Regions from separate parts of the Mus musculus genome. Here regions 1, 2, 3 and 5 are each linked to region 4. The links are chromatin loops, found by intact Hi-C in ENCODE. Cell type or tissue: heart. All regions are shown on one strand. Region 1 holds the start of Gm33611 (a long non-coding RNA gene). Region 2 overlaps Dcbld2 (discoidin, CUB and LCCL domain containing 2). Region 3 holds the start of Cldnd1 (claudin domain containing 1). Region 4 has its middle 110 kb from the start of 4930461C15Rik. Region 5 holds the start of Dcbld2 (discoidin, CUB and LCCL domain containing 2).

The links. Hi-C counts contacts between places; a loop is a spot of excess contacts. Peaks named below come from ENCODE experiments on the same cell type or tissue, not always from the same donor. Only the 100,000 strongest peaks of a DNase experiment are listed, where the experiment ranks them.
Region 1: a loop joins it to region 4, with 4 times the contacts of the local background. A loop is called at or near these places in 5 of 42 quality-filtered maps.
Region 2: a loop joins it to region 4, with 10 times the contacts of the local background. A loop is called at or near these places in 23 of 42 quality-filtered maps.
Region 3: a loop joins it to region 4, with 2.9 times the contacts of the local background. A loop is called at or near these places in 3 of 42 quality-filtered maps.
Region 5: it touches region 4 in a loop (2.8-fold over the local background); 6 of 42 quality-filtered maps call a loop at or near these places.

The regions. Positions count from the first base shown.
Region 1 is chr16:59,401,247-59,406,246 of GRCm38, forward strand. Gm33611 (a long non-coding RNA gene) reads left to right here and starts at 3,780. Exons shown (of 3, transcript XR_384916.2): 1 at 3,780-3,848; 2 at 3,927-4,025; 3 at 4,529-4,915. In heart, a CTCF peak has its summit at 2,646 (motif pointing left); no DNase peak of the experiment used is centred here.
Region 2 is chr16:58,449,250-58,454,249 of GRCm38, forward strand. Dcbld2 (discoidin, CUB and LCCL domain containing 2) reads left to right here. Exons shown (of 16, transcript NM_028523.3): 7 at 550-590; 8 at 1,475-1,690; 9 at 2,412-2,536. Among named protein-coding and RNA genes, the nearest start is that of Gm33475, 24 kb to the right of the region's middle. In heart, CTCF peaks have their summits at 1,551, 2,543 and 2,785; DNase peaks (open chromatin) are centred at 1,572 and 4,072; H3K27ac peaks cover 2,031 bases.
Region 3 is chr16:58,725,144-58,730,143 of GRCm38, forward strand. It overlaps Cldnd1 (claudin domain containing 1), which reads left to right and starts at 2,767. Exons shown (of 6, transcript NM_171826.3): 1 at 2,767-2,941; 2 at 4,030-4,080; 3 at 4,295-4,604. The coding sequence starts at 4,313. In heart, no CTCF peak of the experiment used is centred here; a DNase peak (open chromatin) is centred at 2,808; H3K4me3 peaks cover 1,971 bases; H3K27ac peaks cover 1,324 bases.
Region 4 is chr16:58,297,359-58,302,358 of GRCm38, forward strand. No RefSeq gene overlaps it. Among named protein-coding and RNA genes, the nearest start is that of 4930461C15Rik, 110 kb to the right of the region's middle. In heart, a CTCF peak has its summit at 2,289 (motif pointing right); no DNase peak of the experiment used is centred here.
Region 5 is chr16:58,406,024-58,411,023 of GRCm38, forward strand. Dcbld2 (discoidin, CUB and LCCL domain containing 2) reads left to right here and starts at 2,512. Exons shown (of 16, transcript NM_028523.3): 1 at 2,512-2,928. The coding sequence starts at 2,733. 4930461C15Rik (a long non-coding RNA gene) reads right to left here and starts at 2,508. Exons shown (of 4, transcript XR_384912.2): 1 at 2,149-2,508; 2 at 1-51. In heart, no CTCF peak of the experiment used is centred here; a DNase peak (open chromatin) is centred at 2,328; H3K4me3 peaks cover 3,298 bases; H3K27ac peaks cover 2,705 bases.

The sequences.
Region 1 (5,000 bases), 1.1 Mb after region 4:
GTGGGAGCAGATTTAGAGACCCACAGCCAAACACTAGGTGGAGCCAGAGGAACCCCACAACAGGGAGAGAGCAGGGACCTACAGGAGCCAGAGCGGTGGAGGCCACCAAGAGAACACAGGCCACAGAATCAGCTAAGCAAGGTTCATAGAGGTCCACGGAGTCTGCGTGGGTCTGACCTAAGTCCATATATGTTATGGTTGTGTAACTTAGTCTTCTTGTGGTACTCCTAACCGTGGGAACGGGGTGTGTCTCTGACTCTTTTGCCTCCTTTTAAAATCTTTTCCTCCCACTGGGTCGCCTTGTCCAGTCCTGATGAAGGTTTGTGCCTAGTCTTGTTGTAACTTGTTGTACCATGTTCAGTTGATATCCCTGGAAGGCCTGCACTTCTTTTTAAGGGAAACAGAAGGGGAATGGAGTTGGGGGAGAGGGGAGGTGTCCTGGGAGGACTGGGAAGAGTGTAGAGAGGAGAAACTGCAGTCGGGATGTAATGTATGAGAGAAAAAAAATGCATTTATAAAGTAAAATAGAAGAGTAAATGAATGAAAAGTAGGAAAGACACAGAGGACTGCCTGCCACCATACAGGAGGAGGATGGCAGCCAGAGACCAGCCTCTGCCCTGCCACATTGATGAGCTGTAGACACCTAAACTCCCACTTGCTACTATATGCCAGGTAGCAGAGGAAGGGGAAAGTCCTCCAGAGGCCTACCTGTTGTGTAGCCTACTTGCAGCGGGAGCCACTACAATGTGCAAGCATGTGGAAGACCAATGGGAGAGAAAGAGAAACGGAACAGTTTGAGCATTATGAAGAGAGACAGAACTGGTGATTTGAGGGTGGAGAGGAACAGCCTGTTGTGTGGAACAGCCCTGCCACCTGAGGACATGGTGAGGTCCCAGCCTGTGCTGCTGCTAAGGGCCACCGCTGGATCCACACCAAGCAGCCCCAGGAGGTGTCCAAGGGCTATGCAGAACAGGCCCCACCTCTCATCAGCTACAGCACACAGTAGAGCAGAGTGAGGAAACCCTTGCCTGGGCAGCAAGGTAGAGCTGGCTCTGGCAGAGGGAGCCGAGTGAGCTGGCCCTGAGGGCATGAGAGGAGGAAAACTGATTCTGCCTCTTGTCCGTGGCAGCATTTGGTGGACTAGCTGGGACAGAGCTGGAGAGCTCGCTCTGCTGGTGTGGATAAGGGAGAGCCGTCAGCTACCACCCAAGCCCACACCAGGGATTTCAGTTGGCCCACCCCAAAATCAAAATCATCTGTGAGCTCTTAGAGCGTATGAAGAAGCCTTAGAATCACCCAGAACCTTCCTCATTCAACCCCAAGAGCCCTGCCTCCCAGTTCCTGTGGATCTCCGTGTCAAATGGTATTCATGTCAGCTCCTCGTTTTGACAGAAAGCTCGGGCTTCCAATGCGTTCGTCGATATTTCTTGGTACTTAGAAATAAAATTGTTTTCTTAGTATAATAGGAGGTAGAACCTTAAAACTATGCTCACTGTTCAATATGAGAAATAAATATCTTTAATCATCATTCGAGGAAGGAAAGATGCATCTACCTTAGTAGCAGAATTTAGTTTTTTATTGTTGCTTAAACAGTTTGACTGCTTTTTATTAATCTTCTCTTTCCCTCTCCCCTGCGTTAAGTGCGTTAATTTTCCTTCACTTTAAGGGATTTCTTTTTTGTTTGTTTGTTTTTTATTATTTATTTATTTATTTATTTATTTTAATCTCATATTTTTATTAGATTTTTTCTTTTTTCTTTTTTTAATTAATTAGATATTTTCTTCATTTACATTTTCAATGCTACCCCATAAGTCCCCCAAACCCTCCCCCCCAACACTCCCACTTCTTGGCCCTGGCATTCCCCTGTACTGAGGCATATAAAGTTTGCAAGACCAATGGGCCTCTCTTTCCACTGATGGCCAACTAGGTCATCTTTTGATACATATGCAGCTAGAGTCAAGAGCTCTGGGGTACTGGTTAGTTCATAATGTTGTTCCACCTATAGGGTTGAAGATCCCTTTAGCTCCTTGGGTACTTTCTCTAGCTCCTCCATTGGGGGCCATGTGATCCATCCAATAGCTGACTGTAAGCCTCCACTTATGTGTTTGCTAGGCCTCGGCATAGCCTCGCAAGAGACAGCTATATCAGGGTTCTTTCAGCAACATCTTGCTAGTGTGTGCAATGGTGTCAGCGTTTGGCGGCTGATTATGGGATGGATCCCCGGATATGGCAGTCTCTAGATGGTCCATCCTTTCGTCTCAGCTCCAATCTTTGTCTCTGTAACTCCTTCCATGGGTGTTTTGTTCCCAATTCTAAGAAGGGGCAAAGTGTTCACACTTTGGTCTTCGTTCTTCTTGAATTTCATGTGTTTTGCAAATTGTATCTTGTATCTTGGGTATTGTAAGTTGCTGGGCTAATATCCACTTATCAGTTAAAAAGAATGAACTTATGAAATTCCTAGGCAAATGGATGGACCTGGAGGGCATCATCCTGAGTGAGGTAACCCAATCACAAAAGAACTCACATGATATGTACTCACTGATAAGGGGTTTCTTTTAAGAGATAGCTTAAGAAAAACCATGGTGTGAGTGGGAAAGTGTGTGCTATGCTTCCATCTGGTGGCAATACTGCGCGATTACACCATCATGAACAGTGCTCTCACTAACAGACAGGAAGTGTTCCCACACTTCCCATGCTGATTCTAGCAATGTGAGAGAGGGGTGAAAGAACTACACTCCGTAAGAACTGCACAATGCTAGGAAATAGAACTGTTGGTTGAGAGCAAATATTTTAAGGGGCGAGGGAAAGCCCATGTCATAGAAAATTACATGTCTGCCATGTCATTAGGTTTCCAATTGAATTTAATTCCCAACATACATTTAAAGAACAAACAGATGAGTTGGCTGCTCATTGTACATTCGGTTCTCCCTAATCCCAGGTCGAACATCTGTAGTTTCAAACAGCTACTGTTCCAAATTGATTCCCTAACATTGTGCCTGTGTGGAACATAAGACAGACTGTTTCCATGATCTTCAAAATACGACAGTGTGGCAACGACTCACATAGTCTACATTTTACTAGAACTCCTAGTAATATAGATAGGATTCAAAGTATACAGGAGGAGCTGGTGAGATGATTCCATAGGTAAGGGCACCTGTTGCCAAACCTACACACACACACACACACACACACACACACACACACACACACGAGAGAGAGAGAGAGAGAGAGAGAGAGAGAGAGAGAGAGAGAGAGAGAGAGAGAGAGATTGGACATGTGAAGAACAAATAAATAAATCTAATAAATGTTTTATCTTGGTGTATCATTAGATTGTGTGCAGATGCATTATCTCATATGAGACTTGAGAATCCTTGGATTTCTTCCTCCTTGGGCTCCTGGAACCAATCCTCCAATAATACCACAGGGATGACTGAATGAAAAGAGAGGAGGTGAGGGGTTGGTATGGACTGAATGACCTCCAAAATTCCTTCTGGATCAGCATCCTATGAGTATACTTGCCAGATCAATATATTTAGCTTACATGACATCTTACAAGCACACTTGGAAGTTTCTGGAGCGTTGGAAATATTATCATTGTTGCTGCCGCTATCGCTGTTGAGATTGTATTGGATTCAACTCTAAAAAAAGGTTGGGTCTCCTGTTATTTTCCTTTGTGGAAATGATAGCTACAGACCCAAGAAGGATCAGATGACACCGCTGTGCTACCCAAGTTCACACGTGGATTCTTGCCAGAGAGGCAAGCAAACATCATCGGAATGGAAGAAAAATGAACAGGAAGCAACGTATGCAAGGGACAGCCTCCGCTTCTACAAGCCTCCCCAGAAACCGTGAGTTACTGTTTCCTGGGGTCACTGAATCCTCCTGTTGACAGATGTGCTTCTTCCTTTTTTTTTTTTTTCCTTAAGATGCTTACTGGGATTGCAAGGGGAAACAGCGAAGGGATAAGGTCAACAAGCTGCCTCAGCACCAAGAGACAGATGCTTCGCTCTAATTGCCTGAGAACTGTAAGACCTCTTATGAACCAACCGTTTCCACGTTAAGCTGCTGACTTGTTTTTATTTTTAGTACAGACCATTTCGGACTTAAAATTCATCACCCAAAAAAAAAAATCATAAACTCTTTTTCGCATCACTTTTAAATATGACGAGTAGTTGGTGTGGGTGGGGGCAGAGTGGGGGCGGGGCGGGGCGGGGGCAGGGGCAGAGGTTAGGGGTGGGGGGGGGGGGAGATGTAATAAAGAGTTCAGATGAGTTCTCATCATTGATTTTGAAGAGGCAGTACAGTGACAAACTCAGTATGAGCGCATCCACAAATTGCTTGGGATAAACTTGTGAACTTAGTACGGACTTAGTAAGTACCATCACTTAGTATGGACTCTTCTGACTCCAACTTCTCCGTTTCCTCCCCCCTCCTCCTCTCCCTCCTCTCCCTCCTCTCCCTCCTCCTCCTCCTCCTCCTCCTCCTCCTCCTCCTCCTCCTCCTCCTCCTCCTCCCCCTTGTTCTCTAGTTCTTCAGAAAGCCCAAGGGAGGGAAGACGTAGAGAATGCGGGTGAGGAGAAGAAAAAGAGCAAGAGGAACAGCAACAGCGTACAGAAAACACAAGCTTTAAGGCATGGGGTAAAAGGATACACAGTCTAAATTAAATACATTCTTATGATAAGTGAGTAACAACACATACAAGATGTTACGTCAACAAATCTATCTGCAGATCCTCTCAAACTCTAATTGTCTCTATACTGCTCATCTTTTAATACCTCAGTTGGAGAAAGTTAATGTCACTGGATATCCATTCCGTGACATTTACATCCACGCTGTATGCAGCCTAGCTGTCTGCCTTCTTGACATAAGCTGGGATCATCTGGGAGAAAGGAACCACAATTGAGAAAATACCTCCATGGGCTGGAGAGATGGCTCAGCGGTTAAGAGCACTGACTGCTCTTCTGAAGGTCCTGAGTTCAAATCCCAGGACTGGGAGAAAG
Region 2 (5,000 bases), 150 kb after region 4:
TAGGTTTCTGGTGGAATCCAAGATGGGTGTGGCGGTGCGTGCTTGCAATCCCCATGCCTAGGCCATAGAAGCAAGAGGATGGGGGGAGTTCACAGTCGAGTTAAGCTAATTAGTGATTTCAATGTCAGGGAAGGCTGTGAGAGATACTGCCTCAAACAAAATTAAAAAATACTTTGCATCTCTCTTCTGACTGTTTGAACATCATGTTAAGGGCAGGGCGTAACTGAACACCCTCCAGGTCTCCTGGAGTCTTAAGTGTTCTTGGGTCCCCAGGCAAGGGAGTTCTTCTCTTGTCTGACCCTTCCTCCTTCTCAGCTCACTCACAGACAGGCTCATTTTCTCCAAGGGAAATGCAGTAGCCAGCTCTGGTGTGTTTACCAGGAGACTTGAGTCTCACCTCGTTCTCTGAAAACACACGTCTTCATGTTCTTTCACAGCAGGAAAAGAGAAAAAAAAAGTTTTATAGGCCTATTTCATGAAAAGTTCACACACAATTGTGCAAATGTCCTTGTAACCTTTAAGGCTTATTTCTTCTTTTCTCTCTTTCAGGGGATACTTATCTGCAAGTCTGTTTACATTTAAGACAAGTGGTAAGCCTTCCAAGGACTTAAGCCATCATCTTTGCATAATAACTAATGCTGTATGGAGTGCAACCAGGCACCTAGTGACTGCCAAATTGCTTGTTCTTTCTCATATGCTTTTGAGAACGCCATGAGTAAAATAGAGCCCTAATTATGTAAAGAACAGGCTAAATTGGAAGTTCACTATTCACTGGGGAATTATAAGCAAGTACTGGATCCCTTTACGAATTTGATTTGAACTTATCTGAAGAAAGAGTTCATTGCACTGGTCTGATGCTTGAAGTCAGACAGGGATGGCTTTACAGAGGATAAAGCAAACCCTACAGAAGGCCAAGGGGAGGTTGCCCTCCAACCTCTGGGTCCCCAGAGACAGGATAGTGTATCTCCATAGACTAACAGCTAATGCTTGTAAATATGTCTAGTTGACGACCTTCAAATCCATGGCTTTCATACCTACAGATTGGAAAGATTCAGAGGAAATCCTGTTTCTGTGCTGTGTAGCCTTTTTTTCAATGTTGTTTCCCCCCAAAAATATGGTGTTACAACTGTGTGTATATATCACATATATATTTCCTTTGGCATTGTAAGTATCCCAGAGATGACCTGGTGTTAACAGAGAGCATGCTATGTGCCAGTGCTGTTCCAGTTTATATCAAAGATTGAAGCACTTGCAGGTCTTAGTGTCCACCAGGGAGTATGGGATGTCCTGGAAGTGGACCCTACAGACAACAAGAGACGGACTGCATGTTTGTAGGTTTCTGGTGGGACACAAAGGCAGGGTCCCAAGAAGCAGTTACTTAGTTGTTTGCAAATCAGAAGTTTGTAGCAAACACTGTTTTAGAGATTTCAAAGTTAACTCTAGGGAACCAAGTTGATTTTCCTCTCTCCTTCAGGTTGCTATGGGACTCTGGGGATGGAGTCTGGTGTGATTGCCGATCCCCAGATAACAGCATCGTCTGCACTGGAGTGGACTGACCACATGGGGCAGGAGAACAGCTGGACAGCGGAGAAGGCCAGGCTGAGAAAACCCGGGCCTCCCTGGGCTGCTTTTGCCACTGATGAGCATCAGTGGCTGCAGATAGACCTTAACAAGGAGAAGAAGATAACAGGTTAAGAGACACGGCTTTCTGCAGCACTGCACTGCACTGCACTGCAGCACTGAGTTTATTTGGAAACCCATGGCAGCTGAAATTTTCGGAAATTAGGTCACTGAAAATTATATAGCTTCAGTTTTCTTTGCGGGTATTAATGTTGCTTGGGTACTTTTTTTCAATTTGGCCAAAAGAAGAATTAGTATTTAATTTTTAATTGTTCTAGTTTAATGTGATCTTTTTAGGGTAGAGTTTCAGTAAAGTGATCTTTGAGTCTTGAAAAATCTTAGTTATTTAGAAATGTATAGTTAAGGAGAATGTATTTTAAATGCTATTAAGTACCTTGTATTCCACATGTACTGAGTATCAACTTAACTTAGGTAAACTTAGCAGTGACTTGAGATAATTTTGGTTTAGATACGTTTGTTAAAAGACTGACTTTTGCCTACCAGTCATCATGCTTAATGTCCATACCCAGGCAATCATTCCTAGTAATTGGAATGTAGCTTCTAATGGTGTGAATGCAGGCTGCAAAAGTACAATAGCCCTTTCCTTGCATGTGCCCGCAGTTCTTCCATCTCTCCAAGGGAGCAAAGCCAGGGCTTTAGCTGCTAATACAATGTAATTGTCCACAAAGATAGAAACAAGCCATAGAAATGCTTGCAGGGCGTATCAGGTGTGTCTAGCTGACTTTGGGAGCCTGAGGCTGCGCACTCATGAGAAGAACTCTATCCTGCAGGTATCGTAACCACTGGGTCTACCATGATAGAACACAGTTACTATGTGTCTGCCTACAGAGTCCTGTACAGTGACGATGGGCAGAGATGGACTGTGTACAGAGAACCTGGTGTGGACCAGGACAAGGTAAGGCGATCCTGTAATGTTAAATGCCATGTTGTCTCACTCTACTCTCTCCTGGTTGTTTTCGGTACTGCTTGCTACTGTCTTCCTAGTGTTTCTAAGCAGGCTTAGAAAATTGTCGGTGATTCTAGGTCTTTGTGATTGTATAATTAGAACTGGTTATAATTGTTATTGGATAATTATCCAAGTATTTTGGCTGCTAAAGTAAGAACTTCTAAATAGTTACCTTCAGTTCCTTGGTTTTTATAAAGCCTACCAAATAATGGAACCTTGACTTTGTTCTCAGATTTTGACTAAGCAAGAGGAAAGGGAGGTGGAATAAAAGGTGAAGTACACTAAAGATAGAAAGGCCATTGTAAGATCACCTCAGCCGTTTCTGTGCCAGGACAAATCTGGTCTTCCCACTGCAGAATTCCCATAGTTTCCAAGACACTTCAGCATTTTTGTTTTAGTGAAATCCTGTGGAGACACTGGAACTGGACAAGCAGGGACAACATGGGAGAATATTGGAAGTATGTCACTGGGGTGTTGTCCCATCCCCAGCTTCCTGCTCTACCCTTGAGAGAATCTCAAAATGAAGGCACCTCTGTCCCCAGGGAAGATGGGTGGTGCTGTGTGGAGTGGGGACTGACGGCTTCTTTCAGTGAGAAGCGCAGTACTTCCCAGACTTTCCCAGCCCGCTTCTTATTTCATAATCTATCTCATGGCGACCGCACAGTGACCCTGTTGCCCCTTCTTGTTCTTTCATTACATTTTTTTTCTTCTCCCCATGAAGTATCCTTGGAGGAGTTTGTTGTTTTGGTTTGGTTTAGTTTTTGTGGGGTTCTTTGTTTTGTTTTAGTTTGTCTTTCCATTGTTTTATTCTCCTGCAGTGTCCAACCTTTTAATTTCATCTAATGGATTTTTAATTCCAATACTGTATTTTTTTTTCTCTCCTTCATATTTACCTTGGGTTTTAAATTTTCTTCCATATATTTTTTCATAGGCATATGAGCACGGAGTGTGTTCATCTGGTAATTTTACCAAACACACACCTCAGTGCTAGCCATTATGCTATTGATTGCTTCTGGGTGTTTTTATTAGCATTATTAATCCTCTGTGTGTGTGTGTGTGTGTGTGTGTGTGTAAAGCTTTATTCTGGGATGCAGTTAAGCTACCAGGAAAACATTTCTTTATACGTATTGCTAACTTGACAGTCACCATTGAGACAGTGTCCCAAGTATTATGAAATTTACTCATGAGCTGATGATGGAGAGCGTTTTGAAGCCTGTGTTGTCATAAGCTTGTTCTACTTATCACAGGGTTCTTTTTCTGACTCTAAGTTGCTTCTGGCTGAGGACTTAGGGGAAGTTTCATACAGAGCCCAGTGGCCTTGCTGTAGTTCATCCATTCCTGCTGACACTCATTCTGTCCCTTTCCTGTCCTTACTCTGCTAAGCTCTACCCCAGAAATTCTAGGTTTCTGCTGACCTCATGGCTAGCAAGTTCTCTAGAGTGTGGGAAAGCCTTGCCCTGTGACCTGGAAATTCACCAGTCAGTACTGATAAGCAGAGTGTGTCTTGTTTGGGCCCCTACTCTGTAGTTCTGACCCTTTGCTGCCCGTTGCCCAGTGTCTTGAGAACTACTGCGTCCTGCCGTGCCCTTTCCCAGTTCTTCTGTTGTTCATGGCTGAGGTCCAGCTTCTCTCACTCAGTTACTGACAGAAGAGGAAGGCTCTGAACTTAATGAAATAGCACATATCTTCACACTTCAATCTGTCCATCTCTTCGCTTCTCGGGTAACTTGTATTTGTTTTGACATGTCTTCTAGGTCTCTGCATACCTACAGAGCCTGAGCCAGAAAGTATAACCAATCTCCTAAACTTCCATAATTTATTGCTTTCTAATACTACACCATGTTTGTATTCAGGGGAGAATGAGAGAGAATGTGTGTACTTTTTCAAAAATGTTTCCTAAGGATGTCTAACAACCTTCCCTGTGCATCAGATTCTCAGTGAATGTTGGCAGATGGACTAGAGCATTTCGTTAGGGTCACGTATAGCCAGCCCAGTGTGCACTGTGTACTTGAGGAAGACCTTGAACTTGTGATTCTGAAACTGACTTCATTACAGATGTGCTGCACCACACCCAGTTCTATGAGGAGATGGGAAGAGAACTTATGACTTTGTGCACATAAGCAAGCAGTCTGGCCTACATCCCCAGCCTTTGCCAACAGTTATGTCCTGAAATGTTGTTTCAGTCAGTTCCTGTTCACTGATAACAAAACTGTCAGCATTGGCCTTTAATCTATGTTAGAGCAGGAGCTAGGGAAAGTATGGAAGCTTACAGAAAGGGGGACTGTTGGAAGTATAGAGAGAACATTATAGAAACTAAAAGATCTTAATGTATCTTCCAGCATGTGTAATCTAGTTACAGGCAGATGGACCAGGAAGAAATAGCTGTCCTACTTGGGCATGACTTAGGAAGTCC
Region 3 (5,000 bases), 430 kb after region 4:
GTACACAGTATCACCTGGAAACAAACACGTAGCCCATCAAAGTCTATAGTTCTGGGAAAGTCTCTACCTTGCTTTCTTCTTAGCTTATGTAGTTCTTCTTCTGGCTACTTATTTTTGTTAACTGAAGTATGCCAATCTAGAATATGGTTTTTGTGCTGAAAAGCTTACCCTGAGAAAGGCTCAGATATACACTGGTATCCTGAACACCCAGGGTAGTCAGCAGCCTGCTAATAAAGTCTTTTTATTGGTTTAAACCCATGTCTGAGCAGTCTTTTCTGGTGAATGCCCCACAGTTATTTTAAGATGCAATTTGTAAATTTTTTTAAGATGCAATTTTTTATTTGCTTTTTTTTTTCTGAATCAAGGTTAGCCATTGTTCTATAGTAGACAGATACAAAGCAATTTTGATCACAATTTTAGCCTTTGGCTAGAACTCAGAAACTATTTCTATTTTCCTTTCTGATCACCAAAGTTTATAAGAAAAATAGAACAAATATTTAAGATGAATATGCAAGGTTGCTATATTTTGATTAACACAAGTTAACAGTGAACATTTTAAATAAGAATTGTATTTAAGAATATTAGGGAACCTGAGAGGGAAGGTAATTATTGTGGAAAGAGCATTATCTAACCATATAGATTTTTCTGTTACTGGGCTCATTTATAGTGCACCATAACTACAACACTTTCCTTCTGAACACTAGAAACATCAGCTTTAGAAAATTTAGCCAGAAGCCTAGTTCAACACTGTTTGAAGCCTATATCCCATAATCTGTGATAGTTGCTAAGTTACTTGGTTCATTAATAATACATATGAGACTAGCAGCCCAGCAAAAAGTAGGAGTAAACATTTAACTCTAAAAATTGATTACAGATGATTGCTACCCACAGAACATAGCATAAATAAAAATTGGAAAACACCAAAGATACAGAGATAACTCAGAAATGTGAATGTGTGGTCTGTGGGACTGTGTTTGAGAAGGAAGTTGAGGTCTTCTGTTCTGTGGCTTTCAGGGTGGCCAAAACCCCAAGGACACACTTCCATGTTGACCCTAAGCTTGTGAGTGAACAGGGTTCTGAGCGTTTTCTGGGTGTTCTGTGCTGTTGGAAGGTGAAGGCATCATTGTCCTTTGTAGAGTGACTCCAGAACCTCGTACCTCCTGTGTCATGACGACTAAGTGTACTGTGAGCCCAGGACTTAGAACTTCCAGAGCACACGACTAAACAAACACATTGAAATGCCCTCCTGGCAAGTCTAGCAGCTGGGTAGTTAGCAGACAGGTCCGGAAGCCAGCTGAGGTGTGCAAGAACACTTACCACTATTTATGACAGGCTTCTCCTCTTCATCTGGGACAATCGGGAGTTGTAAAAAGCTACTTCTACTGATCTTATTCAAACACTGGACATTCAATTGTAAATAATGCTTTAATGATTCCTTAACAATCCTCAGGTCCTCTGCCTGACATTTTTTACATTTTCTTATCTATAGATTCTATTTTCAAAAGTCCATATATTGAAAACCAAAGGCAATCTTATCTTAAAGATTATGAAGTAAATTGTCCAGTGTCTTAAGATTGGTTTACTAACCTCAGTGTTGATGTTTGCCAAGTTAGTTCATCTTCATGGGCTTCAGTTTCTCTGTCTACAAACTTAGGCTGTTTCTTTTCTTCTTAAAAAATGTCTCTTTACCAGAATTGGTTGCACAAGTTACTTCAGGAAGTAGACGTCTCATGAAGGCCGGTGGATGAAGACATCTGCTGCATAAGTGCATTCACAAGTCTTACTGTGGATTCACTATTCGACTCTACACACTCATCGAGCTTTCAAGATGACACCTGAGGCAAATTACGTTTTCATTTGATGCTATCCGTGAAAATCTAGTCATGCCTTGTGGATACTGGGCTCTGCCAGAAGTCCTTTTCCAGACACAGCCTGTGATGGTGAACCGGAACCACAAGCTAAAGGCAAACGATTTCTAACTTAAAAAAAAAAAAAAAAATCTTCTCTACCTGTTTAGAAATTCCTGTGAAGTATTTGAGGGCTTAGAATCATTCCATTGCTTCCATGTCACACAGCCATCTGTCTCCGAGGCTACCCACAACTTTTTCTGTTGAAAATGATCTCTAAATTCCATTTCATATTACATTCACACTTTAAAGTAACATTTTTGAAATCTAGTATCCTTCGGATTTACAAGTTGGGTTTTTTTTTTTGTTTTGTTTTTTTGTTTTGTTTTTTACAACTGAAACAAACAGGGAACTTGATTACAGTAGAGAGCAAATAACAGATTTCTTCAAACAAGAATAACGTAATTATATCAGGTTATAATGCTAGTTTAGTTAGATCCTTAGTTACATTTAAACAAAACAGAAGAACACGTTGTTCAAATGGGAGGGACGATGTAGGAAATGGGAGGGGGGTTGATATTTGAAGAGTAGAGTTCCATTAAAGTTCATCAACTCCGTAGTACTGATTTTTAGAGGTAGGGTGTTATCGTAGGGAAAACAGAAGACTCGACGTTAGATCTCGGCTAAATCAAAGCCTTTGACTATGGTTGACCAAAGATCCTCCCCCATCACTTTCTGGAGCTTGGTCCCTCCTTTTTTGAGGTGTAACAATCCCGCAGTTAAGACTTCAGCTTTCCTCACTGATCTTCAGAGTTCTTTCTTCGGAGAGAACTACATTCCCCACAATTCCTCGCGCGTCGTCAGGCATGCTCTCCTCTGGCTCTAGCCCCTTCTCCTCCAGTATTCCTACAAGTCCCACAAGGCCCCTCGGCCCAGGGCCGCTTTGGCCCGGCCTGGGGTGGAGGTGGAGGCGGAGGCGCGGGAGTTATGGAGGGGGCGGGCTCTGCAGGGAAGTACGTCAGAGGAGGCGCGGGGAGAGTAGGGTGCTGTGGTCGGAGCTGGAGGGCGAAGCCGGTGGAGTGAGAGGATGGGCGGTGAGTTCGCGGGGTCGCGGGCCGGCTCGGCTCGCGACCTGGGGAAAGGGCTCCTTGCTGGCGCGGCCAGGCCCGGGGGCTGGAGCGGCAGGCGGGGCGGGGAGGGGCGGGGCTCCGGGCCAAGGGGCCGGGGCTGGCTGGGTTCGGGTACCCAGGGCGCTCGCCCAGCCCTGCCGGTCTCCGCCCGCCCATGCCAGGCCCTGCTGTGCGGCCCAGGGTGACTGCGCTAGGCGCAGCTTCCAGAACCCGGCCTTTAAGGTCATCCGAGAGCACCAGGATGGACGAGAATTTTGAGAATCAGAATACAAATCGCACTTGCTGGGCTATTGATGACTGTAGTCGCCCCGGTCTTTTCCCCAGTCACTCCCCATTTTCCAAACTCCGCTCCCCAGTTTGTAAGCCTGTTTTCACGGGTGCTTGAGACGAGGGGTTTGGTGCTGTCACGGTGTGCATACATTTGGCAGGGTTTGACTCAGCGTGATCTTGCCTTGAGTCATTTTACCGCGGCCATTTACTACCGCCGTGGAGCCCTGTCCACGCCTAGGGAGTGTTCAGATTTTGCCTAAGTCACTTTTCTGTTTGCGAGTAGGGATTATTTAGTTTTTATGGATCTGTGCTATATTTTAGGATATACGGAGCAGTATTACAGTTTGGGAGGTTGAGAAGTGTGTAATGGAATGGGGGGCGGGGAGAGTAAGGAGTGAAGAATCCGGTTGTGTCAAGAGGCTTGGCTTAGCTTTAATTGAATTGAAGGAGATTGATAACTAACATGGTGTTTTTGCTCTCTTTGCTATGACATACATTTAAACTTTCCCCTCGGGTTAACACCTTCAACTCTGATTTCCAACTTACACCTCACTTCTGCCCTTATTTATAATTGTAAGCCTCCCCACTAAAAAAGCTGGGGGGTCTTCGTTTCCTATTCTGCTGTCTTTTTTCTCACACAAGCCTGAAAACACATAGCATGTTTATAGCTTGTGTAAAAATCCACTCTGCATTTAAGGTGTGCACGCTGCACTGCTGACCATGGGCATGTCTGTTGTTTGTACCTGTAATGTGTATGTCCTTTTCAGTGTTGTCTGTTTTAGTATGCAGGTGATAGACTAGAGAACAAGACTTCTGTCTCCGTAGCATCTTGGGTATGTGAGCATTCAATAAGTACTTTTCATGAGAATGCCTTTTGTTTTAAACTTAACATTTGTTGCCCTTTTGTTTGTAAATTTTTTACATCGATAAATGCATTGCGTTATGGAAAGAAGGGATGGGGAGTAGGGTAAAGGGGCTTTTTTTTTCTTTTTAGCATATTCTGATTTGCTCTTGAGGTCTGACTTTTCTTTCTTTAACTTAAAACAGAGCAGTCTGAATGCCAGAATGGATAACCGTTTTGCTACTGCGTTTGTGATTGCTTGTGTGCTTAGTCTGATTTCCACCATCTACATGGCGGCCTCCATAGGCACGGACTTCTGGTATGAGTATCGAAGTCCCATTCAAGAGAATTCAAGTGACTCGAATAAAATCGCCTGGGAAGATTTCCTCGGTGACGAGGCGGATGAGAAGACTTACAACGATGTTCTGTTCCGATACAACGGCAGCTTGGGGCTGTGGAGACGGTGCATCACCATACCCAAAAACACTCACTGGTATGCGCCACCGGAAAGGACAGGTACGTCCTTTACGTCCTAATAATGATGGCCCAGTGACGTGCAAGCTTGTCTGTGCTTCCTTCCCCTAAGAAAGTCTTCTGCATCTGTTTTATTCCTATCATTGTCTTGCCTCAACTTCCGTGCAATCCCATTGTCCCCGATGATACCACGGCACCTCATATTGTGATCAACACTTGAATCCTCATACTTATTTGCCAATTAAATTGTTTTTTATTCATGCCACATGTCACGAGGAATTCGCTTGAACAGTTGAAATATTTGACAGTTTGTGGTATTCAAAATCAAGTCAGAATGTGAGTTGCAGAATCAAGTCAAACTGTGAGTTGATTGCCCTCTTACAGTTAGCTATGTTAGCCAGGCGGCAGTGGCACAAGCCTTTAATCCCAGCACTCCGA
Region 4 (5,000 bases):
AGCTGCAGTGTGGTCAAGGAGAAAGTCTTTGTGGTCTAATGGAATTTACTGCTCAGCCCTGAAGAGGAATCTTGGTTTAGTTGTTTGCAGGGGCTGTGTGCATGTCAGTCAGGGTTCCGTGAACTACAGCATTGCAAAGTAGCCTAGTCAATGACAACCAAAAGCAGAGATGACGTTTATGGATGAAGATGGAAGGCAGTACATTTAAAATCTCACACAGCTTCTTCTTTCAGGACCAAAGACAACAAATCGGTTTCACGAATCATTTCCGTGGGACCACAGAAACCAGTCAAGGACGGAGACTATCTAGTCTGCAAAGCAGGGATCTGAGCCTCAGATTCAGGTCGTCTGTATTTCTTGTTCTCCTGAGTTTATGGGGTTAAATCAGCATCTGCTATATTTGAGTGCTTCGTCGGCAGACTGTCTATTCCCATTTTCTTCAGCCTGACAGAGAAGTCAGCAAATGGGAAGTATTTCCTAAATGAATAGACTACGTATCCATCCGAAGGATATGTATAAGCAAAGAATATTTGCTTCATCTGGATAAGCACTTCATTTGAGAGATATGATGACTCTCATGCAAATTCTACCTAAACTCACTGGATCGTGTGAGAGAGAAATCACGAGTGTTCCATTGTGGAACATGGCCAGTTTTTAAGAAAAGGGATAGAAGAATGAACCTCGAGCAGAAAAGTATTCCCTTAAAGAAAAATATTTGTGCTTTCCCTGGAAACCTGTACCTTATATGACATGCTAAGGGTGGTTTGAGTCTATTCGGTGGCTGACCTGTAGCTATTTTACAATTCTGTACATTAAATATATAAGTGTAACTGTCAAAAAAACCAACTATAGTCTCCTGACGCATAAATCCTGGCCTGTTCAGTAGAGAGACAATGTGTTTCCCTCCTCTAGTGGAAGTCAGTTTTGCCTGTATCTGCATACTTATTTCAGGATTCCTAACCTTAACATGTCTGTTCTTCAAATTCTCTTCGAAACTGGTTACATATGTCTATGTCCACTCAGTGATAATCAAAGTGCTCAGCTGTATCCCTCACAAGTCATTCTTCCTTAACACTTTCCAAAGTACTCTTTAGGAGAAGGCAAATATTTAACTCAGTACACATGTACATCAAAAGCAGAAAATGAAGAAACCACTCAGGCTTTCAAAAATAATTTGGGAGCTAAGTTTGGTGGGGGGAGGGGGGGAGTATTAATGTCCAAAGAACAAATTTAAATATTTGCATATATGATATGAATGCTTAGCATATTTGCTCTGAAGTAGCGATGGTGGAATTATCTCAACTCTGTCACCCCTGTCTGACAGTAGGAAAGAGTCTAATCCAGGATTTAATTTGCTCTTTTCGCTTCTGTTTACCTTTCTTGTCTTTTCTCTATTTATTGACTATAGATGCAAAAACCACACTATCGCTGAGATCCATACATGTGACAGGACCGACTATATCCACTGTGAGCCTAATAATGTCATCTCTGGACAGGTAGGGCAGGGAAAGGGGCCCAGTTTCTCTAGAACTGAGGCAGTCTTTCTTGGAGGACAGAACTCAGAGATTTACATCACAAGGCTCTTATAATGCTGACTAAATTGAATGCAAATAATTTTTTTGTTTTGTTTTGTTTTTTCGAGACAGGGTTTCTCTGTATAGCCCTGGCTGTCCTGGAACTCACTTTGTAGACCAGGCTGGCTTCGAACTCAGAAATCCACCTGCCTCTGCCTCTCAAGTGCTGGGATGAATGCAAATAAATTTAATGGATAAATTTTATCCATTTACTCATTCCAGCCTCGGTGGAACACAACTGTACTTTCAATTCTCGGGGGGCAGAAAGGACATCTGTAAAGACAAATACTTTTAAACTTGCTTGTAAATTTTAATTTTGGTGGTTTGGCTTTTGGGACACACACACAGACACAGTCAAGCTTGGAGACTATGCTTTGTGTAGTGAAGTGGCTGCGGACTCTCCACAGACACAAATACATCCTTTTAGGCATCTAAGAAAATATTAAAAGAAGGTGACACTTGATTTCCATAGAGTTTCTCAACCTGTGTGGGTCGAAAGCCTCACAGGCTCACATATTAGACATTTACATTACCACTCAATTACAGTTATAAAGCAGCAACAAAAATACATTCATGGTTGGGGCTCACCACAATACAAGGAGTTGTATTAAAGGGGCATAACATTAGGAAAGCTGTACGGATTTTTGTGCACCTATTGCTCTACATCCTAACTCAGCCGTCAAATCAATGGGAGAAGTTACAGGCTTCCACCAGCAGAGGGAAGTAGTGTCCTGGGGAAAAAAATGAAATCGTGCCCAGTTCTTCCTCCTGAGCAGTGTAAGAGGAGAAGGCTTCTTGCTTTTCTTCATTTGTAGTGGGAGTTTGCTATGCTGTGCCTAGATCATAGCCAATTAGAAGGAACAGAATAGGGGTGAGGGAGTGTCACCGAGAAGGAGTGAGAGAGAGCAGTTGGGGCTGAATGGTAGAACAGGTCCATCCATGCACAGAGGAAAGGACTTTCCTTACAGCCTCCATTTGTGTCTCAAATCGCAAACCCAAAGCTTATTCTGGAATCCGTGGTTGCTAATTGGCTCTCCCTGTGGTCACCGTTAGCCACTCTTAACCCATAGAACCTCAACTAATTTGTCCTTGGGGTGCTGTGACTTGTAAAGTGGCTGGCTGTTTTACAATAGACGTATAGCTCTTTCCCCAGTGTTCTCAACACTGCCGAAGGTTAAGGCCCTGGCTTTACCAAGGGAAACTGAATCTTGCAGTAGAGCAAGTGACTAGATGAGAGGACCCATTTTCTTAAGAAACCCTGGGCCTAAGGAAAAGCCTTGCCATGTAAACTGTCTTGCTGTCACAGCAAGGAGAGGTCAGTTGTCACAAGAGAGAAGCCTCTTCAGCAGAATGATGAGATGGCGCACTCACGTGACAGAGACGGTGAAATGGTACCTTATACGGGCATCTTCAGGAGACAGAGATGGAGGAAAAGCAGAGTGGAGAGAGAGAGAGTGAGAGAGCGATTCCATACAGCCACTTGGGCAAGTTCTTAAGATACTAGGCATGCTCAGGGGCTGGAGAGGTGGCTCAGAGGTTAAGAAATCATCTTAGCTGTCCAAGGGTGGCTTTCGTGTCTACATGGTGCCCCTGGAGAAATAGTTAACATTTCCTTTGCTGTTCATTGTTGAACCAATAAAGTCTGTGAACCCTTAAAAGAAAATCATCTTACTGGGTAATTCTAAAACTCATCTTCCTTGACATCTTTCAATGAGTGTATAAACAAACTTGGCATTATTTTTTTCTGGTTTTTTTTTTTGTTTGTTTGTTTGTTTCTGAGAACAGGATTTCTCTGTGTAGTCCTGGCTGTCCTATAACTCACTCTGTAGACCAGGCTGGCCTTGAACTCAGAAATACGCCTGCCTCTGCCTCCCAAGTGCTGGGATTAAAGGCATGTGCCACCACTGCCCTGCTCGACATTGATTTTTTTTAATGAGGTATAAAAGCAGAAATAAATGGAAGGCAGGTCAGGCTGTTGAGTTGGAAACTCTTAGCAAGTGCTTTGACCCACTTACTAAGAACCCACTGTACGTTTGCTCTTTGGTACCCAGGAGAGACTGGTTCTAGAAACTCTCTCAGATACCAAAGTCCATCCATACCATGCCCTATGCTCTCTCCTCCCTCATCTCACTCCCTCACCCCTATTCTGTTCCTTTTAATTGGCTATGATCTAGGCACAGCATAGCAAATCTCGCCCCCTCCCCCTGCCCCCTCCCATGAACAGGTGTACACCGAATCCCCGAGAGAGTAGTCACAGGAGGGTACGAACCCCCACCTCTTAGTACAAGGAATGAAGTGTGAAGTTAATGGGGTCCTACCAAAGGCAGAGGTCCTGTGGTCCTGAACCATGACCCTTTTCTATATAGTGGTGTTGTTTCATAAAGACTACTTGTTGTTTCTATCAGTGATATCATTATGTAAGACTTACTTGGAAAATCTTATTGGTTTAGAATTTGCAATTTACATAATTGTCTTTCTTAAACAGGAAAGATACCCTTGGCTGTTCCTATCAAGCAAGTCCACCATTATTTTTCAGGCTCAGTGATCATATTGTTTATATTCATGTCTGCTTATTAAATAAATGACTTTGCATCTACAGTTTAGACATCTTACAGCAAACATACTTATCTCCGACTATTTCCACTCATTGTAATGATCCAGTGGTTCAGCTGAAAGTGTCTTGGTGTAGTCTCAGTCACAATAAGATGCTCTTCTGTTTTGGTCATCGATTGACTTATAACACAATTGCACACACTTCTTGCAAACGTCATTGAAGCCGGTCATATTTTCTTTCACAGGCTGCCGCACGTTTCTAGGAAGTGAATTCGTAGGATATGGTCCTGCCAGTTCCTCAATCTGACATGCTTGAAATGCTTGCACAGTCTCATATCCCAAGCAGGGAATCCCATCCATTGCTTCACTCTTTTCTCTGCAAGGCTTTTTATAAGAGTGTTTCTTTTGTCTTTGTGTGATGCTTCTGTTTTCTTCATTTTCTGTTTTTCTCCTTGGTTGTCCATTAAAATTCTATATTCTTAGCTTGTTAAAACTCCTTCTCACTTATTTTATATCCCAGAAAGACTTTGTGATTAAAATACATATTATACAAAGCAAAATAATCTGATTTATTTCTGCATATCACCCAGGGATCTTTCTACTGGGTCATTAAAGGATAAAAACGTATCTACGTAGCTTTTAATGGCTACTGTGAAATGCTAACAGGAAGCTTAGATCCAATCTGCATGATTCATGGCTCAGCTATCCTTTGTTCACTAAAATAACAAACTGTAATAATTGGTACCTATTATTACTTTACAGATTCAAACTATACCCAAAGACACTGTTACACAATACTGATATGCACCCAAACAGAAAGGCTGTACACATACGAGATTTAATCAACCAAGGGTAGAAAATACTCAGAAGATA
Region 5 (5,000 bases), 110 kb after region 4:
TGTTCTCCGGGCTGCTCTCCAGCCAAACCTCCAGAAAAGAAACTCAGGAAGCTGAAAGGCAAAAGAGTACGAAGACAGATGGCTAGCATCATTTTTCAGACGCTGGTTTCCCCCTCTCTTCTTTTCCCTGTTCTGTCCTCTGAAACACTTCACCACTTTATTCTCTACTTTAACAGCTCTTAGCATACCAAAACAGAGAGAAAATGACAGCACCCCTCTCTCTTGTGATAGGGGAATTACTTATAAGAAATTCGGAGTCTTTTCAGGCTGTACTCCCCTGAGGGGGGACAGCCACAACTCCAGCACTTTCTTTTCTAGAAAGGTTCCCATACCTGAGCTAGTTCACTCTGCTTCTTGTGCAGTTCCATGTAGCTGAAGGAATCCTAGCCAGCAGCTTCTAACCCTTTGCTGTGTCCACCTTGTGGCCTACGGTTATCACTAGGTGGTCATACAGAAGGAGTGATCCGACATGTGAGGTGCTTCATCTCAGGGACTATCACTTGAAGCCTTGGCTTAGGACTGGCTGTTTGCTGGGGTAGGTCATAGAGTTAGCTCTGTTAGTTCTCACCTCCAAATTGGCACTGGTGACGATGGATTTGTTTAAAATGTTTGTCTTCTCCACTAGAATGTAAGCTTCTCTAACTGAACTTTGTATGACCAGGGCGTATATTGGTAGTGCTTTCTTTGCTACACGATAGATGTTTAGCAGATACAATGACTGGGGAGTGGGGGTGGGGGGTGGGCTTATTGTGTGAGAAATATGCAAGAAACTTGAAAAAAAATGGCTTCTAGAGTCCTTTCCAGCATTTGGGTTTTCTTCTGAAACACGGGTGTGAGTGCTTTACATGTTTAGGACTCTCACATGTATTCATGAGTTCCAGAGCCAATTCCTACATACTTCTCACACTGACATTTGTACAACCTGCTTTTCTATAGCCTCATTTATTAGCTGTATATCCATATCGATTTATTTTGTTTAAAAGGCATGTATTTTATTATTTATTTATTTATTTATTTATTCATTCATTTAGTATGGGGGTGGGAGGGGAGATGTTCCACAGTGCACATCTGGAGGACCATGGACGACTTGCAGAAGCCAGTTCTCTCCTAGCAACCATGTAAATTCTGAGGATCAAACTCAGATCGTAAGGATTGTCAGCAAGGGCTCTTAACCAATGGCCTATCTCTCTGGCTTTGCATCCCAGTATAGGTGCTTCTCAGCTTATGATAAGAGTCACATTTGATAAACCCACCATCACTTGAGAACACGTTAAGTCAAGGGAACATTTAATACACTCAAGGTAGTAGACATCCTATGCCAGTATCAGTTTGCTGTACAGCATCCGTTGCTTAGCGTTGAGAAGACCCAGCTGCCAGAAATTATGGCTTGTTAAAGGCAGTCATCAGCAGGACAGGGCACAGCAGCAATACTGTGAAAAATCAACCACCATAAACTGAAAGGTAATACAGATGCTCTATAGTTACTTCCTTTGCTATGCAAACTGTTCTATCTTACTAAGTCCCTGTTTGTTAAAGGTACAATACTTTTTTTTTTTTTTTTAGGGAGTCCCTAATTAAAAATATCCCTGATGGTTTCTCTTTATAAATCTACTGTCTAGTTCTGTGGATTCTTCTTTAAAGACTGCTCTTTCTTCTGCCATACTGCCTGCTCAAAAACTCCATCAAATTGCCTATTATTTGAATTTGTACTTGTTTCATTCTGACGTGCATGATGTACTGACATTTCTTCCCCATTCCAAAACCTGCAAATTATCTATAAAGTGGCTCTAATTCCTGGGACTTCTCTGAGCACAATTTTACAGATAGTGGACTTAAATAGTCTCAGCAACACGGGTCTTATTTTATACTTCCTCTCCAAAGTCCTAGAAGCTATCTTTGCAAAAACTGAACACTACATTTGTAATTGTACCCGCAGATGTTGCTGCAATTGACTGCAGTTTTAATTAAGAAAAACATACTCTGCTATTTAAAAACAGTCCCTTAAATACAGCTCCCAGCTGAAATCTTCCAGCATCCAGCCATCCCACCCCTTCCAGTGGCCTGATGTTCGACGGGGGAGGAGCCAGGAGCAAGCAGGCTCTGGGAAGCTGGAGAGCGCGGGATGGGGAAGTCCCGGAAGTCACTGACCAGAGAGTCTCGGCGGGTTCTCTCTGGGCAGTGGTCCCAAAAACTACAGGCTCTTCAGCGGGGCGGGGACCGCTCCCGGCCCCGGCTTGGGGGCGAACCCGGATCGAGGGAGGCGGGTGGGACGCTCCCAGAGGTCCAGGGCGATTGGCAGACGCGGATGAGGGGCGGTGGAGCTTTAGGAGAGGAGCTAACAGGTCGACAGAGCAGACGGCGTGATGATTGGACGGCACGGAAGGAGCTGGACCAGATCTGGCCGCTCATTGGTCTCAGCATGAGGAGGAGGCGTGGCCAGCGCGCGCGGGAGGGAGGGAGGGCGAGAGAGCGGGGCCGGCCCGCCCGAGAGACGGTCGGTCTACGAGCGCGGCGGGAGCGCGTTCCAGCTCGGGCCCCGGTGCTATCCTCCGATCCGCCGCGCTCCGGCCTGGGGTCTCGGGGCGGGAAGCTCGGTGAAGCGGGCGCGGGGAGCAGGGCGGAGGGGACGAGGCGCGCTGCGCTGCCGCCCGGTCCTCACCGGGTGCTGCGGGCCCCGGGCGCGCGGGGCTCCGCGGCGCGCGCACTATGCGGGCGGATTGCCGGCCGCCGCGATGGCGAGCCGGGCGCCGCTGAGAGCCGCGCGCAGCCCCCAGGGTCCCGGAGGCCCGGCCGCGCCCGCCGCCACCGGCCGGGCCGCGCTGCCCAGCGCCGGCTGCTGTCCCCTCCCTCCTGGCCGCAACTCCTCCTCCAGGCCTCGACTGCTCCTTCTGCTGCTCCTACTGCTCCAGGACGCTGGAGGCCAGCAAGGTGAGTGGTGGCCCGCACCGGTCGGCCTCCTGAGGCTCTTGGCTGTTGGAGGAACCTGCCGACGAACCCAGAGATGCAGAGACACCACACTGGCGAGGCTGATGTGGCGGGGACCGGGGCGGGGTGGTGGTGCCGCCCGGTGTCTCAAGTTTGTGTCGCTTTACTTTTCCGCAAAGCCATTCATTTCTGTGAAAGAGGGACGTATGAGACCCTGCCGTGGAGGCCTCCTTGCTGTCTCCTTCTGGACTGATGGACGGAGTCGGGAGCAAATTAAAAAGCATCTTGAGCTTATTAAAGACAGGCAGGGATTGCTGTTCTTAGGGATAGCGCCCAGGTTCTAACGCGAATGAAGCAAATTGCAGTGCTCTCTAGAGCCTTGCTTACGTTTGCAATTCGTTCTTCAGAGCACCTGCCCATTACTGAGGACCGTGGTTTGTAGATTGTCTTGATCAAACACAGAAGTGGCCCAGAGTAGCGGTCCACTACCAAAAGCGCAAACTTTCTCAGAAAGTGACAAAGCTTCTTTTCCTTCTACAATCCCATTCCAGAAGCGGGAACAACTGTTGGTTGATAAATCATCAACAATAGAAAGAGAATACAGGACTGAACTTTTTAGTGTTGCTGCTTTGGGCAGCGTACCACATTCTGTTTGGCTTTATTTCTTCCATGGCTTTTCTTGTTACTAATTGCTAGGGAGAGTTTCTTGAAATACGTTTTCCATTTCTCAGTTCAGCTTCCCACTGTGTGCACTTTTTGTCAGTAAGGAATATCTTCAAGGTCATGGGATTGTCTCTTGGGAAGGTGCAGCCTTGATGGACGTGTGAGAGGTAATCGCTAAGAGAAAAACGTAAACTGTCCTCTTTAATAGTCACATTTAAACTGAGCAACCTAAGGTTTAGAGGTCTAATAGGCAGATTTCAGTCAGCGCTTACTGTTTTAGAGTGTGGAAGCCTCTGAAGTTTTGGCATCTATGTGTGTGTTTTTCTTTCTCGTGGTGGGGAGACAGACTTATATGGCTACAGAAGCTTAGTGTGTGTGGGAGGCCCGGGACTAAGTGGTTTGTGTAAATCAGTGCATTTAACACACAGCTTGGTGAGTTAGTTATCCCGTTCCCAGCAGAGGGAAACCGATGCACAGGGAATACAGCATATTTTAATGTAGAAAGGAATATGACCATTTAAGCAGTCCACTGTGTTTGAACATTTCTAGATGGCTTACATCTAGAATTTCACGTCATGTTTAAAACAAATCTTCGAGTAACAGAGTCAGCTATATAGGACACCATTATCTTTTGGAGTAGTCATTCCCAGACTGATGTAACATGCAACATTATCTTATTTTAAATGATTTTTGAATCATTTTAGTCAGCATTGTAACAATATATTTCTTCTCCCATTGCCAAAAGATTCCAAAATAAATAGAAATAATTTTAGAGAGCATAAAAAGACATGATTTTTATTTCTTCAAAATCGGGTAGTTTTGTTTGTTTAATACCTTTGTATCAATTTTCTGTCTTGCTCATATGTGAATGCATGTCTCTTTCATAGACTAAGTAAATGAACCAGAAACACACAGTTTTACAAAGGGAAAGCATAATGTATTTATCAATTATTAAACACGAGTTACTAAGTTAGTAAATTAAGGACTAGTTTGGTGAGTATCTGAAAATTCAGAAATTGTATGAGATGAGAATTCCCTGATTTTTAAAAAATCTCTCCCTCTGAGGGCCCTAGTACTGCTTGCAGTGAAATTTCTTTGAAGTTAGTCTTAACTAAGATAACACATTCCTTCAGGGTCAGCTGACATTCCCTCACTCAGGATGTGAATCTCTTAAACACCTCTAGCGATTTTAATATGAGAATGCCCATGTGTTCCAAGGTGGACTTTGTACTCTCTTAAGAAGCCTTGGGAAGAAGTTTGGAAGGAATAATATAACCTTATCAGTTGTCTCTGAGTGATAGAACCTTTCCAAATGTCTGCTACTAGCATGTAGTTATAATGAAAAATAAACTGAAGAAAATAGGCTGGCTGAATCAGTCTTGCTCCCCACGGAGCCTACCCAGGTAGACACA